Regions from separate parts of the Mus musculus genome. Here all the other regions are linked to region 1. A link is a loop called in an ENCODE intact Hi-C map of the cell type or tissue named here. Cell type or tissue: left cerebral cortex. All regions are shown on one strand. Region 1 holds the start of 4930524O08Rik (RIKEN cDNA 4930524O08 gene). Region 2 holds the start of Rasgrf1 (RAS protein-specific guanine nucleotide-releasing factor 1). Region 3 overlaps Ctsh (cathepsin H). Region 4 overlaps Rasgrf1 (RAS protein-specific guanine nucleotide-releasing factor 1).

Region 1 (5,000 bases):
TGGAATAAGTACTGACACTGACAAAGATAACTCGAAAGCTATAATAGGATGTTAGTGCTGAACTGTTATCAACACACTGGCTGACAAGTGCTCTCAAGTTCAAAAGAACTGATGAAGATACATCTTTGCAAAAGAGAACCTGAATTGCATTGAAATCCTATAGTGTATATATATATATATGGATCATTGGTAGACATTTACCCCAATTGGTAACTATATAAATGGAACATAAAATGTCCTCCCAGAGGCCCACGGGATTGGACACCCGATCCAGGGCTTCTGGCACTCCTTGTGGCGTTTGTAGAAGCTTTGGGGATGTGTCTGGCTTCCCCTGTATGGGTCACTGAGGTGAGCTTTTGACTAGTATGGTCTATCTTTAGTTTTGGTCTAACTTTTGGCCTCCTGATCCATCAGATGCTGGAAGCTGCTGCTTCACCATCAGACCCTGATGCCTTCCCTATGTTGATGGTTGTGCCTCTGAAACTGGGAGCCCAACTGGACCTTTCTTCCCTTACATTGCTTTCTGCAACGTATTTTGTCACAGCAATGGGACAGTAATGGATATAATAACCATATTAAATATTAATATTCATTTAACTGAAATTACCAACTCTATTTTTCTCTGATGTACTAAGCTGGAGGAAAGATTGACTTCTTTTTACATTTTTCTGACAAGGAAAAAAATGACATTACATAGTTCTTGTCTTATGCAGAGACTATTCAGTGATTAAATGAACATGAATGTCAAAAAAATGTTAGAGTCAAGTCAGGCACATTGGTGCAAAAACAATGTTCTTTTTCCAACTTTTGTTAAGTTGCCAATACTTTCAAGTTTTACAGAAATTATATTATGTGATTTTTTTCCCCTTCATTTAAAAGCACAGTCTTGGATTTTGTACTTGGTTTTGGTTTTCTAACCTTTTGTTCAAACAGGCTCCCACCCCTTGAAAGTGAGCATGTATACAGATACACAGACACACATAGAGATATACACACAGATACATACACTTACACATGCAAATCCACACAGACACACAGATACACATAGAGATATACACACAGAGACACACACTTACACATACAAACACACAGAAACACACACATACATACAGATACACATACAGACACACAGACACACAGACATACAGATCTATGGACACAGACAAACATACACATGGAGACAGATACACAGAAATAGACAGACAGACACACACACACACAGAGACACATACAAATAGACACATACACACACCTTTATAAGCTTCAGGTCCCACGAAAAGTGGAAGGGCCCTAGGATACCCTTTCTGATTCCAGACTAACCCATCTTCTATGGCACGCCTTCCTATTCTACAGTAGGGGACAGTACTGTCTGTCTGCTCTGGGAGTGTCATCAGCACCCCCTGACTTGGTGGTATGGCGATTGGTTTCAGACTCCGTTGAAGGAAAAAACTACATGTTTTTGGTTTCTGTGGCTGTGTCCAGACACTTAATCTGAGAGTCTGAATTTGAGGGAGGCTGGAATAAACAAACGGTCACTGCCCTGTGGAGCCCAGAGCACCTGAATGGTGAGTACGTGCTCGGGCACTCTTGCCTGTTTTTCATGTGGTCTAGAAGAGATTGCTTCCCTCAGGGATCCAAATATCTAATGTAGAAGAAACCACACACCTTCTCAGGAATCTCCTTGTCACCTTGCCATGGTGAAGGCACAAATCCTGGGCAGCCTTCTGCCCTATGCAGTCACCAGGCTGGCCCCGGCTGTCTCTGGGAGGCTGACTCATGCCAAGGAAACAGATCTGGGAATGTCTACAGAGTTCCTGGTGGTAAGGATGAAGAACTGGGCATAAGTGGAGAGCCGGGACATGTGCAAACGGTGAGGCAGTCACTGAGCCGCTGGAAGAGTCTGGGGTGTCTGCTCAGCAGGTACCCACCAGTTCCTGCTTTTTATGTGAGGGTTCTCTAGAGAAACTGGGGAACGAAGTAATTTTATCCCTGAGAACATCTCTCTTAAACACCATGAACCTCATTGTACCCGACAAATGCAAGCTAGGGAAGAAAGGGTTCACAGGTCAACTACAACAGCAGCAGCTTGTCCCCTTACGTCCCTAAACAGAAACAGATAAAACATTAATTACGTGTAAGACAGTGCTTAGCCCTCTCTCTACCCATTCATTCCTGGACCTACCCCATAAATGGTGCCTCCTGCTTTCTACATGAGTTGGTCTTCCCAACTCAATTCACCCAATTACGAAACTCCTTCATAGCCCCAGGCCAACCTAATCTAAATAATTCCTCATTAAAACCTTCTTCCCAGCTCATTCTAGGTTGTCAGAGTCGACATCACAGTCATTTTCTTTACTTGTAAACAGTGATGGATAATTGGGACAAGCAGAGTAAATAGCAGCGTTACTCTGAGTGACAATCCCTGATGACTGTCTTGGCCTTGTGACAGTACTGTCTGAAGTGAACGACTTGGTTTTAACCCTTGTTGCCTGCAGAATTTTTCACGGAGGCTTCTCTAGATGTTGGAAGCTGCAGACATTTCTGGATTAGATCTGGGAAGCTTCTGGATGGTGGGTCTCCTCTGAGACTACCTAGACTAGCAATTTCCACATCCCAGCCAGAATCCCTGGATCAAAATCTTGTACGAAGCTCATTCTGTCTAAGGCTCGTGGTGGGTATAGGGCTCAGAGGCTCACAGGTGCTCCCTCTTGTGGGGCGGTCTGCAAGTAGCATTCTTCATCCGGGTGTCGGAGGAATATCCGTAAAACGTATTCCTTGGTGGAAGCCATGACTCAATTTAATGGGAGTGAAGATCACAGAGAAGAAAATTACCCAGAATGACTTAGGAACCCTTTGCTTTCTCCTGGCCTCAGTTTCCCTATCTGTATTTTGAGACTGCAGTCTTCCACGCTCTCAACATCCCAAGCACGTACTATATTAAAGCATGATGCGGGCGCCCCCTTGTGGTCAGAAAAGGCCTTGGCTGTTGGAGGAGTTGATGGCGTCTGTAGGTTTACGCAAATGGAGGCCCAAGACAGGCCTTCCTGTTTTCTGCTCGATTTAGTGCTCTGTCTCGAGGTTAGTCTCTTCTCTTGATTGATCCTCATATTCTCACATCGAGTGGAGCATCAGGAGGCCCAAAGAGACATGATGGACAATGTTCCCTTGGCGATGCCACTAACTGCGTGTGATTTTCGCCAGGGCCTTTTACCGGAAGCAGGCTTACATAACTGCAGTGATGGGGGATGGGCACTGTCAGCCTTCAACCTGGCATCTAGGAGGTCTGTGAAATCCCCTGAGGTCTAGGGAGCATTTGTGCAGACCAGCAGTTGTAGGAGACAAAGGTCCAGTGTTTTGTCTGCGTTTCTTGAGGTGGCTTTGCCGCTTTGAGTGCATTAGTGATAAAGCTTCAGGGGAGAGGCCTTACCTTCAGAACGCTCACATCGGGCTCCTTTTTGGTCACCAATACTGAGTAGACGTGCTTTAAAAGCCAAAGAAAAATGAAGAAAACAACAAACAAACAAACAAACAAACAACAAAAAAAGCCAAGTCCCCTAGATCAGAACTGACAACCAGGGCAAATGGTCTCAGCTCTGTATACCTCTGCCTGCTGGTTTTCCTGTCCTGTAATCCCAACGTGATCCCTGGGAACTCCAAAGACAGGAACTGACAACAGGCAGTCCTGGCGGGCTCTGTTAAGCTACAAGGATGGATGATGGCTGGCTTCAGTTTCTAGTCAGTTTCACACTGCCACGGAATCGGTGACCGGTTCTGTCTCCTTTTTGCAAATCATGAGTAGAGGTGGAAGAGGGAGGCTAAGTCACCACGGTTAGTTCACTTGATTCTCACAATAGCTCTGGGAAGTAGGCCTGTTATCACCATGTACTTACAGAAACTGAGTCTTGGAACTGGAGAGTGACTTATCGCATACCAGAAAAGGTGTTGATGGTGGGGCTGTGTGCGTGTCCATGTGAGTATATATGTGTATATATTTGTGTGTGTGTATATTTGCTTATGTGTTTGCATATATGTGGGTGTATGTATCTATGTGTGTGCATTTATGTATTGTGTATATATGTATATGTGTATATATTTATATATGTATGTATGAATGCATGTGTATATCTGTGTGTGGCATATTTTCCTCTAAGTTTTACTATGTAGTTTTTTAAAAAATTTAGCATATGTTACTTAGGCATGATAATGGGTTTTATTATGACAGTCTCTTACATATATAGCACGTATTTTACTCCTAGTCACCTCCATTACCCTTTCCTGTCACTTTGCCTCTCCTGCTGAGCCTTCCTCCCACCCCAGCTAGGCCCCACAATGTTACATTCATGTCTTCTTTACAAAGAGGAACTACTGAGTTTTGTTAGTGTTGCTTACAGAGACATGGCTGCAAAGGTGTTGTTACAGGAGAGCACACACCTTCACTGAAGACAATGTCTAGTCCTCTCCCAGACACCACGGAATCGCTGGGCTTTTAATTGTGATTTGCAGCTGGCCCATGTGGCACTCACAGGACTGACGAGGGGCACTCAGCACCTCAGGAGACATCATGCCCAACTGTTGGAGCCACTGGTGTGTCCACTAGAGCATTCTGAGCACGTCCCCAAGGTGTCTGACTGAGGTCCTTGTCCCAGTTTCTGGACTGAATTTCTGGCTGTATAGCAGTTTCGGACAACCCATAACTCTCCTCTTCAGTTTCTCATTTCCTGGTGACAGGATCTTATCTTGACATTCCCTGGCCCACACCTTGCTTTGATCTGTCACTGGGCTTGGCAAGTCACTCATGCAGAAGTCCACATGTCCTCTCTGTTCCTTACAAGGCCTGGAGACTGGCAGCTCTCCTGGCCCCCCCTCCCTGCACAATAACATAGGGCCACACCCACAGAACAGTTTATCAACACTGGGGCACCAGTGACTTCCCACCACTTACCTGATCCCCACCCCAAGTCTTCTGTATGAGGGTGTCCTGGATACGTGAGAAATTACCA
Region 2 (5,000 bases), 81 kb before region 1:
GACCGCGACGCTTCGACGTCTGTCTCACCCTTTCCAAGCCTAAGTGTAAGGAATTTCACATTTCGGGCAGAAGATGGGGACTATCAAGGATGGGGGTGAGGGTGGGGGTTGGGATGGGGCTAGGGGCACCATTTTAAGTCGGACGGTGATGAAATTCCTTGCCCGAGTAGGTCCTTTGGACCCCATCTTCATCTCTATCTCCAAGTTTCAGGCTTCCTGTCCCCGCCACCACCAACACCCCCCCCCCGCCACTCCTACGGGGTTTACCCTGCCAAGGGCGGTCGCAGCTGGTAGCGGCGCCCTACCCGCAGTCCCTGCCTCCTCTGCCCGCACTAGGGTCACCCTCCCAATTTGGTCCAGCCGGTCCTTCCCGCGAAAGATGCTGAGACGCCCTGAATTCTTAGAGGAGAGGGTCAAAGTTCTGTCCCCAAAGCTGGATGGAAGGCCCTGAACCCTCAAAGGCCTTAGCAGGGGCGCGGGAGGTCGGGACGCGGCGCTCCCTCACCTGTTTCTCGCCGGACTCCTTGGAGGAGGTCCCTCGCTTGGGGGAGGGCGCGCGTTTACAGATACTTCCCTCGAGCAGGTAGAGCCCCGAGGGCCGAGGGCTGGAGTCGCTTTCGAAGTAGAAAAGCAGGTTCTGGAGCAGGGCAAACCACTTGGTTTGCCATTTTGGGTTGTCCGCACTCCTCTTGCTCAGGTAGCCTTTGCGCGTGCCGTCCTTCTGTGCCAGCAGTCCCAGGGTCACGACGTGGCCATCGTTAAGCCGGATGGCTTTCTGCATGATGCTAGAAGGCCTGAGAGACTGCTACGCACTTACATCTCAGAGAGGCATCCGAATGCCCCTCGTCGGTGCGCGCTCTGCCGTTCTCTGGCGCTCTCTGAATCGCTCCCTCGCTCTCCCTCGCGCGCGCTCTCTCTCTCTCTCTCGCTCCCCCGCCCTCCCTCGCTCTCTCACACCCCGCCCCCTTCAAGATCTACACTTTGAGATCGGGCGCCGTGCTCGCTCCTAGCTGGACCCTTCCTGGCTGGAACCTCTTCTCTCCGCAGAGCCGCGGGGGCCCCTGGGGATGTTGCACGACCCTCCCTCAGCTAACTGAGGGGAGGGCGGTCTGCGCGAGGGCTGGGGGCAGCAGGCGGAGTCATATGACGCCAATCCCTCGAAGAGCCCGTTTCAGCAGCGCGGACAGGGACACACGCACGCAGCCCCGCCGAGGCGCAGAGCCGCACGCAGGCTGCACCTTGGCGCCTCCTCCCCTCCCCGGACACACACACGCAAACACACGCACACACGCAAACACACACATACACACACACACACACACACACACACACACACACACACGCACGCACACGCACACATACACGCCTACCCCTCCCTCCTTGTTTTCCTCTTCTCTACTTCGGGTGTTCTAAGCCAAATCAGATCAATTTTCGTTCAAGCCAATGGCACCCCGGAGGCTCGCCTCCTCGGAGTTTGTGTTCTTTGCGCCCCGCCGCGGCGCACCTTAGACCTAGGGTCGGCCCCATTTGTCGTTTTTCTCTCCTACAGCTTTCTCTCACCTTCTTTCCCTACTTTATTTTTCTAATTCAAGGTGGATGGAGGAAGGTGGATAGTAAAAGGGATGCACTAGTTTGTTCATAACCGTTCGAGTCTGTTTTTTTTTCTCTATTCCTCGCGGCTTCGCCGGCGACACGAGAATAAAAGGGGTGAACTTGGGTGGGAAGAGGTGACCGCTCCATTTTGAGCATTGCCATAATAACCGGTGTCACCCCATAAACCCCAAGGTCTGGCTGGCAAGCCACTGGTGGGAGTTTTCAGCAAATATCCCAGAAGCCTGAAGGCGGGCTTCAAACACAGGCGCCTGGGACCATGGGAGCCTTCACATAGCTGCGCTGGCGCAATGATACCTTAATGATAGATTTTCCGTTCTTATTTTTAGCTTCAATTCGCCTACACAGTTACACGGCATTTATTCGAGAACGTCACAGCGCCCGCATGCTGCACCGGCAGAGCGCGCGGGCTGCCGGGCCAGCCGGGTTCTGGTGCGGGGAGCGCGCATCGCCGTCTGCCGCAGAGGGCAGCGGCCTCGTTGAAACCGGGAACGGCGCCCGGCGCTGACAGTTTGCAGCCGGGACGGGTGTCCTCGCAGCTCTCTGGAGAGAGAAAAACACACACACACACACACACAAAACAACACCATCTTTCCTCACAGAACCGCGAGAGCCCTTCCCCCTTTAGAAACACACACACACACACACACACACACACACACACACACACACACACACACCATGCACCATAGTCTGGAATGGAGCTATTCCAGTTCAGGGCATAGTGGCCCAGGCCCGTGTTCCTAAATGATGTTAATTTTTCTTCCTCGGGTAATCAAAAGAAAAAGGGCAGAGGGCTAAGCCCCTTCATGCAGACTTGATTTGCACAAGAGAGAGCCTGTGAAATGATTGGAATAATTTCCCCCTTGTTTTCTAATTTTCTCCTTTCTCCTGCCCCAGTCATCTTTTCCCTACCTAGCCCTTCTCTTTTCAGACTGCATCTTGTTATGTAGCCCAGACTGGCTTGAATTCCTGATGCTTCCATGTCAGAGTTCTGACTGCAGGCAGCCACCTAACTTCCCTTGCCTTCTTGTAGAAGCAGAACTTTCAGGATTGAGGTTTTTATGTAAATTCCCTTTAGGAAGCCTGTTGCAGAAAAGGCCAAGGAAATCTCTGGTAAGGGGCCCTATGCTAAAAGCTCTTTGCCACAGGTCAGCCATTCCATTTTCTCTATAGCCTTCAGTGGAGGTTGGGTTTGGGCTCACACACTTAGGGCTCACTCAAATGGAAAGTGAAGGAGTTGGGATTTGAAGTAGATTGAGGCTGATGTAGAGCAGGGCTGTAGGGCTGCATTGAGGCTGGGGTTTATTCCCCAGTGGTCCCGGATAGTCAGGGAGAAAGTATCCCTGCCGTAGCTGAAGCAAAGGTCTGGCCTTCGTTGAAGCTTGTATGGCAGGCAGACCCACAGTCCCTACAATACATGGATCTTCTGACTGCACCTGAGCTGTATAGGCTGGATGGGTAATGTGTGTTCACAGGGCATTTCACCACAGGAGTTTGGAGACTTACTGATGGCAGAATCAATGATACTGCGTTGGGCAATGAATCTCCTGGGATTGCGGTCAGAGGGGATTGTCATTCAGGGGAGCCAGGCAGGGTCTGAGAGAGGTGTGCCAGCCCCAGTGATACAGCCCCACTGCTCTGCAGCTCACTTCTTAGATTTTGATCACTCATTAGACGCATTAGGTGAAGACTATGGGACTCATCCTCTCTCACACACATCTGATTCTGTTGGCTGGATCCTGGAGACACAATTACAAGAAAAATGTAGTCCCTGCTTTCTGGAGCTTGGGCTAGCCTAGGAACTTCTTTGCTCTATAACTCCTAGGATATAGCTAGGGCAGGGACACCCCACTTTCTCTTGGGTCTGAGGAAGGCATGCTAAGCAAAAGTGTCAGTCAGGAGAAGAATTGAGCCCACTTCAGAAGCTCCAAACTCCAGTGTCCTTTAGAGGTTTAAAGTCTGTATTCAGACCTTACCCCAGGCCAGTGAAAACAGAGTCTGGACGTGTATACCGTACTTAGAAACTCCTGGGAGATCCCAACGTGGAGCCAGGGCTAAGAACCATTAAATCTTGGGCCAAGCAGATCCCTGCACTGCCCCCCTCCTGCCCTGGTTAGCACAGGGGTGCTGGGGTCCTATACTTCTGCTAATCCTTGGGTTCTGGGGTTTCCTGGTGAGCTAGACCATGCTGGAAAGCCTGCATTAGCTCCAGGCTGCTGTGCTAGAGAGAGGAAAATGGCTGGAGCCCTGTCTGGAATTTTGATTAGTCTTATGTAAGCTGTGTGAATATTGCTTTTTTTTTTCCTCCAGTGACCACAGGGAGAAACCTGAGACTAACATTTGGTCTCTTGGCAGTCAATGCTCTTGGAAACCACTTAATGACTCTGACTAAGAAGATATCATTTATAAGGCTGGTTCTTGGCTTGTGTAAGAGCCATAGAGAAGGTGGGCATATGGTGTGTAGCAATTTCTCCTAAATTGAAATATCCCTCTTAGAGGGGAGAAGAAAGGCTCATAAGAGCTTGCAAGCCTCTTCTCTTAGAACAAGTCAGTGTCCCATCACAGTGAAGAGACATCATGACCAAGGCAACTCTTGGCATTTAATCTGGAAGCTTGCCCAAAGAGACTGCATCTAGTGTGTGCTTTTAAAATCTGAAGGTACATCTCCTCCAATAAAGCTACACCTTCTTCAACAGGGCCATAGTTTCTAATCTTTCCCAGTCTACCAACCAATGACTAAGTACCTAGCCTATGGGGGCCATTGGCTCTTTCTTTCTTCCTTCCTTCCTTCCTTCCTTCCTTCCTTCCTTCCTTCCTTCCTTCCTTCCTTTCTTTCTTTCTTTCTTTCTTTCTTTCTTTCTTTCTTTCTTTCTTTCTTCATTCAAACTACCATAGCTCTGGAAGCTTGGACCTAAGGAGACTCACAGAGCTCCGGAGGGTTAGGTGAGCAGTTGCTGGAGCGGGTGGTACTGGAAGAGAAGACCTTTGGGAGAACTGCCAGCAAGTCGGGCAAGGAGCTCCAGAGATGCACCCATTATTGGGAGAAGGTGTGGGTTAGTGATATAGCTGCCTTTGAGTTACCCATGCCCTGCAAATAACCCCAGGAATCACCTTGGTCCCCCAAACTAGAGAGTGGGATGAAATTCTTTGGTTTATCATGGCTGCCCTATCTGTAATAAATACATGTTAATTCGTATCGCTCCTCTGCCTGCCAAAATCAGAGAACACAGTATGTTGTCATAGTTGCTCGAAAGGGGCACACTCAGAGATTAAGCACACTGTCCACAGGGGAAAGAAATTAGCCTATTCTCCAGGAAAGGGCAGAGGCTGACTAGCCTCAAATAGAGGTTAACAACCCGGTTTTCCAGGTGGAAAAACTAAGGCCT
Region 3 (5,000 bases), 250 kb before region 1:
AGCGATGAGGTGGAGGAAGAAGACAGACTCCTGAGGGTGGTCCTCTGCCCTGTATACATGCTTCGTGAACATGTGTGTGTCCCCTCGCCCCTTCCTAAATAAAAATATAATTAAAAGCTTAATTACATGTAAAGATGCAAATATAAAATAAAAGGGGGATCTTGCTGGGGTATAGGAGTTTTTCACATATTTCAGATGCTAGACCACCAAGGTTTTGCAAATCCTGTTGGAATTTTCACTTTATTACAAAAGCCTTCAGGATGATCTTTCATTTTTCAGCTCTTAAAAGAGTATGTGTCCTTACGGTTTGCTTTATATAGGGTGCCATTTATGGATAGAATGGTTTTGCTTCTTTGAATGTGAATACCCACCCGTTCTACCATCCTCCTATCTGATTGCCCAGGCTATATATGTCTTAGTTAGGATTTCATTGCTGTGAAGAGACACCATGACCCCGGGAACTCTTATAAAGCATTTAATTGAGACTGACTGACAGGTTCAGAGGTTCAGTCCTTTATCATTATGGTAGGAAGCATGGCAGCATCTAGGCAGGCATGGCACTGGAGGAGCTGAGAGCTTTACCTCTTGTACCGAAGGCAGTTAAGAGAAGACTAACTTCCAGAAAGCTCCAGAAAGGTCTCAAAGCCCATCGCCACAGTGACACACTTCCTCCAACAAGGCCACACCTACTCCAAGAAAGCAACACCTCCTAATACTGCCATTCCCTGGGCCAACCTTACTCAAACCACCACAGTGTATAATCTGCTGTACAGAGCTGGTGAGAGCCAATTCCTGTCTTGTGTCTGTATCTCACCATTTACATGTTAGCCAAGGGTTTTGTTTTCTCTCTCTCTCTCTCTCTCTCTCTCTCTCTCTCTCTCTCTCTCTCTCTCTCTCTCTCTCTGTATGATCAGTGCACAATGTTTGAGACTTTTACATACTACACTTGTACTGTGTCATTGACTGAGCTATAGCCTCACCCAAATGTTACCTTTTTTTTTTTTTAAGTTGCATTTATTTATCAAAAAAATTGGAAGGACTCAACTGGTACACTACTTGTGACAAAGGTGCCATATCACAGCCAGATCTTAGTAATAACTAGAGTATAGAGGGGCTCTAGTTTTGCAATTATTTTGTAAATTTAAAATGGTGTTTTGAAAGAACATGGTAATTTAAATGGAACATAGTAGTTTAAAAGAACATAGTAGTGAGAGTTCAAATTAAAGTAGTTTAATTGTGAATTTTATGACACCTTTTATTGAATGGTAAAAAACATAGGCCAGTAGTGTACACCTTTAATCCAAGCACTCAGGAGGCAGAGGCAGCCTGGCCTATGCAGGGAGTTTTAGGCCATCCAGGGCTAGCTACACAGTGAAACTCCATCTCAAAAAGAAAAAAAAAATCTGTCTTCTATTACTGATGTATGTCTTCATTTCCCATTTTTAAAGATTCTTTGAAGTTAATTATCCTTAATTTATGTACTACCTTAATGGGTGACATTTTATATGTCTTTAATACAAAAATAATCTCTTCTTGATACTTGTTTATAAAGTGGATTTTATCTTGCAGCTGATGAGATGGCTCAGGAGGTCAGGGCACTTGCTGCAGCCAAGCCTAGTGACCCGAGTGGGAGACATAGACCCTTCATTGTGGAAGGCAAGATATCCACAAGCTCTCCTCTGACCTCATGCATGCACATCCAAAATAAATATATTTTTTTAACTTTAAAAAAAATTATGTGTATTGATATTTTTTTGCCTGCGTGTATGTTTGTGTAAAGATATTAGATTTAGGAGTTACAGCTAAGTTATGAGCTGCCATGTGGGTGCTGGGAATTGAATCTGCGTCCTCTAGAAGAGCATTCAGTGCTCTTTACTGTTGATCTATCTCTTCAGACCCCAAACTAAATATTTTAAAATTGACTAAAACCCAGTAAAATTTAAAAACTCTTTACTCCTTCCCCAGGTAAACTGAATATTTTTTTTTTTTTGTTTCGAGATTTTAGTTGGAAATATACTACACTTATATTTCTACTTCTAGCAAAAGTCAATTTACATTAATCTTATCACTTGAGAATATACTTACTGTGCTCTGTGCTTTTTTGGGGTGTTTCATAATTTTCTTGTTGTTGGTTTTTTGAGATGGAGCTGACCCTGTAACCTTGTCTTGCCTGGAACTTGCTATGTAAACCAGGCTGGCCCTAAACTCACAGTGAAAGTGTTGGGACTAAAGGTGTATGTCACCACACCTGCAAAGTTTTTTATAATTTAATTATTTTCTTCATATAACACTTTGGGTAGTTATTCCTAGATACCATTTTGTTGTTATATAGGTTTTTTTCTGATTTTGTTTAAATTTTTAAAAATTTTTAAATTAGCCATTTTCTGAGTTCTTTTCCATTTTCGTTTGTTTTGCTTTTCCATGGAGCTGGGGTTTGAACCCACGGCCTCATGAATGATAGACAAGCATGGTAGCTAGATTGCAGGTTCATTTTGAGCAGTTGTGGTGTCCTTGGACCTTGCTGCTATTTCCTGTCTTCAGTGGGTTTCTTCTCATACCACTCTCCATTGACTTGGGAGTCTTTAATACACCTAGAGTTATACTTTTATTTCATGTTATTTTTTAACTATGACAAAATTTTTTTTAATCATGTTTAGGTCTTTTCAGTATGTGTGTGTGTGTGTGTGTGTGTGTGTGTGTGTGTGTGTGTGTTGGCACTAGAAATTGAACTTAGAGCCTCACACAGTCTTGGCAAGTACTTGACAAGTATATTGACTTACATAGTCTTGTGTGTGCATATGTATATGTATCATGTATGTGCATACGTGTCTTGAGTACACTTGTGTGCTGAGGCCACCAGGGTACATTAAGTACCTTCTATATTGTTTATTATATATGTACATATATAATTTTTGAAAATTATTTTTGTCTGTGTTTGTTTTGCCTGAGTACCTGTGTACCATATGCATGCAATGCCCTTGGAGGCCAGAAGAGGGCAGCAGATCCACAGGACCTGGAGTTACAGATGGTTTGGACCTGCAATGGAGGTGGATGCTGGAAGAGTTACAGAGGGTTCTGACCCACCTGTGGGGGTTCTGCTCCTCTGGAAGAGAAGCCAGCGGAGCTGCCGGTCCAGCCCGCCATCTTATTTTTTGAGACAGTCATCTCTCCTTGCGTATGAGCGTGCTGTTTACGAATCTGCCGGTTTCTATCCCCAACACTGGGTTTGAAGCACACGTGGCCACTCCCAGGTTTTATGTGGGTGCTAAAGACTTAAACTCTCGTCATCCTATGTTCACAGCAGATGTTCTTACCCACTGAGCCACTTCACAAACCCCACAAGTCCTTTTGAGTTTTTGAGACAGGGTCTTACTAAGTGACCCAGGCAGGCCTTGAATTTATGATTCATATGAACGGCCTTGCCTAGATGGTGATGATGATGATGAGTGTGTGTGTGTGTATGTGGGTTGACTTAGTTGTAGTGTCTTATGTAACTAGAACTTTCTAATAGATTAAACTACAATTACATTTGTCAAATTTTGTCATGAACATTTTTTTTCCAATTAAGTTTCTAGCTCTCAGGAGGCCCAAGGGCTACAGCCGGCTGTAGACAAGCCCCTGGAGCTGAGAGGCCTGCAGAATAGCCTCTAGAAGAGGGCATGCGGTGTAGAGGACAGGGGCATAAGGGCTACCCAAAGGAGGGCCTGCTGAGGAAGTGGTGGGGCACCCCTACTGGGAGCCAGTGACAGCAACAGCAGTCACAGAGATAGATGAGATCTTGGCTCTACCCTGGTTGTGCCACATCCTGGCCTATTTGCTCCATTCTTCCTCCCCGGGTTTGGAAACAGCAGAATCTCTAAACCTGCTCTCCCTCCTGGGATCTCCATCTGGCAGGCATCAGCACCCGAACCATACTCCAAGCAAGCAAGCGATGCTTTCTCTGTCCAGAGAGATGGAATTGAATGTCAGTTAGAGACCTACGCCCAGGGAGGTATTTACTGTGTGTTTATTGAATACACAACATAGAAAAGGTAACCATTACAGCTCCCAGTACATGAAGAGAGCTGGAAAGAGAGACGATTCTAGGTCCACGTGGGTTTGGGTCATTAAAAAACCACAATCCAAGCGTATTTCTGGTGATGATGTCACGTGGGTGGGCTTGTCGCTATTCAAGTTTGTCCTTCCTGTCTTTAGGCGTCTAGACTCAGGAGTGAGAGGGCCTCTGGGTGGATTTCCACACAATTTTCTCCAGGGTGGCATTCTCATCGAAGGACCAGTTCCTCCCTTGGTCTGCCAATCAGTTGCCCGTGCAGCCGTGGCTTATACCTGAGGAATGGGATAGGAGGCACAAGCAGCCAGGCCACACATGTTCTTCCCACGTTCAATGAGGAAGTACCTGGGCAGAGAGAAGGGATTGAGGACTGATTAGTAGCATCTTCGCCTCAGAACTTTCTAGAATGTTCTGGTGCAAACCAAAACTTGAGAGATTAGGCCCTCTGTATTTCTTCACAGAACAGCTATTTTATCAGCAGGAAATGACTGGCCGCACTTTGTAACTAAATTCTTCCTTTTTCTCCTTGCATAGCCTACTTCTCCCCGGAATTGATGGAGGTTCCCTTCTTGCTGCTGTCTGGGTCCTCATATAGCTATCTAACAGCCAGTATGGCTTCCTAAAAACAAAAACTCTCCTTCTCAGTTGTGTGTGTGTGTCTGTCTCTTCATCCTGATTCAAAGGGGGTGGGGGTGGGGGCTGTCACTCACTGTAACGAATTCACTGATTTCATTTCTCAGACCCTTCCAGAGGTTGGTTTTGTCCCAGCAAGACGTTGAGGTCTGCCTGTAACCTTCAGTTACAGACCTCATTAGCTGATTAGTGTCCTGTCCTTTGCAGACTTGTTGGGACCTGGGATCCTATGATGGGGAGGGTCTTGCTAACAGGACCTTGGCATGTGAAGGTTCCATTCTCATGTTCTCCTTTCCCTGGCCTGGTAGAGCTTGCT
Region 4 (5,000 bases), 150 kb before region 1:
AGGACTTGCTCTTTTCAGACAAGGACATCTGCATGAGGGAACCTGTAAGAACAGGGGATAGTGGTGAGGAGGGTCTGAGCCTAGCCTCAGATGGTACAGATGGCACTACCCTATGGCCCAGCCTTGGAGGTGGAGGTACAGTCACACGTGGTTGTGGAACAAGGTAGTCCAAATCTCCTGGTTGCTCTTTCCCGCTCAGCCTCAGAGCCAGGGGACTGGGAAAATGAGAGCTCTGTACAGGGTCTCACAACCTCCCAGCCAGGGTCCAGGGTCATGGCAAGCAAAGGGACCCCTGAAAGAAATGGAGAGCCGGGCTGAGGTCCGGAAATGGCCCTGAGTAATGAGGCTGAAGAAATGGGGGCTGGAGGCAGGTTCTGGTGTCTTAGCATGATGGACTGCATAGCTGTGGCCACAGCAGACATCACCAATTGATTTCGGCACTTAGCTTCAGAGCCCAGACTGAGCATGTGATGATCCTAGGTGTAATACGGTAGAAAGCCACTGTTGGATAGAGTAGCTCTCTGTCTCTACTCTGGGTGTCCCACGTAACACCTGCTCTCTAGGTTCCTCTCCTGTTGTCCTCACTGTCCTCAGGGACCCTCGGCACAGTTTGCATTGGGCTCACCTCCCAGCCTCTCTCCTCTCTGTCTTCATCTCTCTGTCCCATAACCAATGTCATTCCAGACCACACTGCCCAGCCTCTCTAGGAAAGCCTCTCTCCCCTGACGTCCCCGCCCCTCTCTATGTCTGCTGCAACTGAGATGTTCATTTGTGACAGGTCTTCTTCTGCAAGGTGAGACTGGTTCTATTCTCTGGGGGCCTTGGAAGCCCATGGGGACTCGGTGTACAGAGGGCAAGGGTCAGTGTTGGCTGTGAGGCTGAACAGTGGGAAGGGCTGAGAGGGGCTCCAGGTCCTGCTCCAGTACAGAGGAGGAAGTGCTTTTTCGGGGTGATATGGCAGCTTCCAGGTCTTTGAGGGGACTGTCCACTCCAGGAGGGGCTTTTTCCCCAAGGCTTCAGAGAAGTAGAAAGAGGCTTCTTGGGAATACTTCTGGTATAGATCATGTCTTGTGCAACTCAGGGAGACGTGAAGACTGGGAACTGCCCCTGGGCTTCCTGTGTCCCAGGTAGACCCTCCTGGGGTCAAATGCAGCCACCATCCATGGAACATAATGTCTATCAGATCTTCCCCAGGGGCCCAGATTCTGATGTACCAATCAGTATAAGCCTCTCACAGAGCTATTTACTAGCTAGCGAACTCCAGACCTGGATGGAGGAGATGCTGGAAGATGATTTGGGGGCAGACATCCATCTGGGACAAAGGAGCAAATGCTGAGTCTAACATAAAACATGGCAGCCGCATAAGGTGACCTTCAAATGCATCACAGCTTTGATGTCTCTAAGCCATCAGGAGCTCAACAGGGCCAAGCCACCCAGACCCATTCTCAGGGTGAGCAGGAGCCAGAAGTGGTTAAGACCCATTTCAATGAGAACCCCTGAGTGCAGGGATCCCTCCCAATACCTCTGATAAATTCTATTCTCAGGGCCAGTGGCTATCTGTCCCCATTCTGTCTCCTACTTTCTCCATGGAAGGACAGGTCAGAGCTTACAACAAAAAGTCCATGGCTAACCTCGGTAGTAGACTCACATTTGGCATGACAGAAGACCAGTGGTATCTGCATGTGTGTGTGTGCATAAGTGTTGCTTCCATGTCAAACTTTTGCATCCCAGCAGTCTAGAACATTCCACAGTCACAGTTGCAGGTCAGTCTACTGATGATGTCCCTGAGTGCCACCCTCCTCTCAGGGACCCCTCAGTGGGGGTGCAGAGCAGCCACCCTACCTTGGCGCACGAAGGTCTGGCTGGTGTCCAGGAGGATCTCACAGCCCTCCGTGATCATACGCTCAATGGCCAGGTTTTTGCGGATGTTCTCGGTTTCACTGACTTCGTCATGCATGATCCTGGGGAGACAGGAAGTAAGAGATATGCTGGTCCACTTTCAGGAGGGGGATGCTCTCTCTCTAGGCAGACCTAAGAAGAGAAGCTAGGGCATGGGGCCCTGGTTAAGAAAGGGAAGGGTATTCGTATCTACTGAGTGCCAACTGTACGCTGGACACTGGCCAGGCTCCATCTGGTTTAATCCCCTGGCAGTACAAGTTGCCAGGTGTTTATTTTAGGAAAAATGAAAGGGAAATTGGCACGTTTCAGTGTTGAGCATTGTAGGATAGAGAACAGATCCAGTCCAGGAGGGAGATGTGAGCCCAGGATACCATTTCTTCTTGTAACCCACGTCTTACTATACACTATTTTCATCCACAAGCAGAGTTCCCCCCGTACTCTTTCCTCAGGCTGTCCCCTCCTGTACTCTTTCCTCAGGCTGTCCCCTCCTGTACTCTTTCCTCAGGCTGTCCCCTCCTGTACTCTTTCCTCAGGCTATCCCCTCCTGTACTCTTTCCTCAGGCTGTCCCCTCCTTGCTGGGAATCGAACTCAAGGTCTTGAGAATGATGCTCTACCACGGAGCTATGTACCAGATCTTTCTGCCATGTCTTTAAACAGCTGTGATTTTAATGTTGCATGGGCCCTGGAATATTATGAGATTTGTGAGTGCCTGCCAATTATGCTGGCTCAGAGAGAAAGACTGGCTTTTTATCTACTTGTCTTCTGGGAGGAAAACAAGCTGTTCGTTTTTTTTTTTTTTTTTTTTTTTTTTTTTTTTTTTTTTCTGTCTTCTGCAACTCTAGTACTGTCCAGGAGATGGTGCCATTTAATTACGTTGAAAAAAGTAACACGTGAGAAAAAAAAAGGGGGACTCTGGCAATTTTGTTCTGGTGGGTTCCCAGGCTTTTTAGGAAAGCAGAGAAGTACTGGGAAGCCGGGTGTGGTGGCACACGCCTTTAATCCCAGCACTCGGGAGGCAGAGGCAGGTGGATTTCTGAGTTCGAGGCCAGCCTGGTCTACAAAGTGAGTTCCAGGACAGCCAGGGCTATGCAGAGAAACCCTGTCTCGAAAAACCAAAAAAAAAAAAAAAAAAAAAGAAGTACTGGGAAATCCCTACCTACTTCAAGAAGAGCACATCTCATGGTTTTCTACCTATTTCTGAAGTACTACAGGCAGTGTCACCAAGAGGGCTGGTGACCACATGTGGTTTAATCTAAGGGTGCTTTGTGTGGGCTATAAAATGAGCAAAACCTCAAGCCTCAGCCAGAGGGCCCTCAGTTGTCCACGTGTGGAACGCTGGGGAGCAGGTGGGGCTCAGCATTTCAGTTTACTGTTTATTTGTTTGTTTGTTTGTCTTGCTTTTTTTCTGGTTTAGCACTCCCATTTTAATTTAAACTCTCTGGGACATCTAGACTGGCTCCCTTCTCTCTAGCAGCCTCAGTTTCTCCTTCTCCTCCACAGAAATGTTTTTCTGAGACACCCAGTTCCTAAAGATGGGGTTCCGTTTGAGAAATGCCAGTGGCAGAGAGAACATTTCTCACGGTGAAGGTGAAGTTGTGCTTGGGCATGTTGGACTCTGAAAGGTCCAAAGGGGGAACTCCACAGTGGTGGAGACATGACAAGGGCAGCCTACCGGGTAAGTTCGGCTTCTGAGGCAGACTGGTGCTAGGGACCTATGTGCAGACATAGCTGCTAAGCTCTTTGAGGGACCGCAGGCCCCAGAAGTGATGCTTATCACTGTGTTATCAGTGGTGCTACAGTGGTGGTTGAGGATAAAATGGCAAGACAAACAAACATCTGGTTCTTACGGAGAGCAGCTGGAGGTGTGGGAGGAGGTACAGCTCTGAGGACAGCTAGTGACTGGGTTGGAGAGGGAGGTGTGACTCCTAGTCTAGCCAGGGCTTGGCTATCTGATGGTTTCTTATCTTGCTAGGTTACTTCCCTTAGCACCCTATGGAGGCGGGTGGGGGGAGGTGAGAGGGTGAGAGAACGCTCCAGTGTGCCATTAAGGTTGGGCTTAGGAGAAGGTGCAGGTACTGGGTGGAAGGAAGAGTAGGATGCATATCTTGGCCTCTCAGGCCATCTGCACCTCAGGCATCTATCTCTCAGCAATGAGGAACCTTAAAGGACATCCTAGGCATTTCCTCTGGGGAGGGAGGGAGGAGCATGTAGGATTTGGACCTGCAGAGGGTTCTTTCTTTTTCCTGCCACAGGCTCTACAGATCTGCAGTCACACACCCCATATGCTTCCCCGGTCCTCCCTCCTGACTCAGTAACTCTGCAGGTTCTCAGAAGGATCAGGCTAGGCAGCTTGTCTCCTGCCGGGCTCAGCCTGCTCCTCTGCTTAGCTTGGAGCTGAGCCCTGCCTGATATCCTTTGCTGGCTCCAGGAAGTTGAGCCTCCCTCATCCTTATTCCTAATCGGCTATGTCTGACCACAGGGCTCAACCTCATGTTGTGACCTCCATCGAGGTTCAGTCCTAGGCTCTGATGTCTTCCTGACTGAAGTCACTCCTGTGGCAATATAGCATGGTGGTTGTCACCAAACTGATGACACCTCTTGATTCCAGACTCTAGAACCCTCCTTTCTGGTCTCCTCCACTCGGGTATCTAAAGGCATCCTGTCTAGAATCATTAGTCTTTTCTCGTTCTCCCATCCAGTCCATTGGGAAATCCTGCTAGCTCTGCTTACAGCCAGGGCAGGAGGGACAGACATTGATGGCAGATGACAGAGGGAAGGGCTCTTCCTCTGAGCTCCATTCCCAATCTAGGCCACTCCCCCCCACACTCCCAGCACCTTAGTGGGGGTGTGTGTGACAGGGCTCCCCTGACTGCTTCTGTTCTTGTGGAGGAAGGCCCACTCTGGACTGCAGGACAGAGAGACGGCCAGGTGAGGAACTCTAGACTGGAGGACCAGAGTGTCCTTAATGGTCACAGCTTTTCCACCTGTCACCTCCTGTTGCTATGGCAACTCCAGCTAGTCACTTGGGAATTCCGTCCATGGGGGGCTCTTACCACCACAATGTTTTTTTTGTTTGTTTGTTTGTTTTTGCTTGTTTTTT

What was found. A loop is a pair of places that touch in the nucleus more often than their neighbours do. Peaks named below come from ENCODE experiments on the same cell type or tissue, not always from the same donor. Only the 100,000 strongest peaks of a DNase experiment are listed, where the experiment ranks them.
Region 2: it touches region 1 in a loop (4-fold over the local background); 6 of 42 quality-filtered maps call a loop at or near these places.
Region 3: it touches region 1 in a loop (9-fold over the local background); 37 of 42 quality-filtered maps call a loop at or near these places.
Region 4: it touches region 1 in a loop (7-fold over the local background); 38 of 42 quality-filtered maps call a loop at or near these places.

The regions. Positions count from the first base shown.
Region 1 is chr9:89,825,171-89,830,170 of GRCm38, reverse strand. 4930524O08Rik (RIKEN cDNA 4930524O08 gene) reads right to left here and starts at 3,652. Exons shown (of 6, transcript NR_040735.1): 1 at 2,934-3,652. In left cerebral cortex, CTCF peaks have their summits at 2,730 (motif pointing left) and 2,932 (motif pointing left); DNase peaks (open chromatin) are centred at 2,737 and 2,944; H3K4me3 peaks cover 444 bases; H3K27ac peaks cover 510 bases.
Region 2 is chr9:89,905,779-89,910,778 of GRCm38, reverse strand. It overlaps Rasgrf1 (RAS protein-specific guanine nucleotide-releasing factor 1), which reads right to left and starts at 1,004. Exons shown (of 27, transcript NM_011245.2): 1 at 506-1,004. The coding sequence starts at 781. In left cerebral cortex, no CTCF peak of the experiment used is centred here; DNase peaks (open chromatin) are centred at 993, 1,143 and 1,933; H3K4me3 peaks cover 2,134 bases; H3K27ac peaks cover 1,833 bases.
Region 3 is chr9:90,075,078-90,080,077 of GRCm38, reverse strand. It overlaps Ctsh (cathepsin H), which reads right to left. Exons shown (of 12, transcript NM_007801.3): 12 at 3,983-4,396. The coding sequence ends at 4,321. Among named protein-coding and RNA genes, the nearest start is that of Ctsh, 23 kb to the right of the region's middle. In left cerebral cortex, a CTCF peak has its summit at 2,986 (motif pointing right); a DNase peak (open chromatin) is centred at 2,985.
Region 4 is chr9:89,971,726-89,976,725 of GRCm38, reverse strand. It overlaps Rasgrf1 (RAS protein-specific guanine nucleotide-releasing factor 1), which reads right to left. Exons shown (of 27, transcript NM_011245.2): 9 at 1,843-1,961; 10 at 1-42. Among named protein-coding and RNA genes, the nearest start is that of Rasgrf1, 64 kb to the right of the region's middle. In left cerebral cortex, a CTCF peak has its summit at 2,753 (motif pointing right); DNase peaks (open chromatin) are centred at 2,600, 3,929 and 4,180.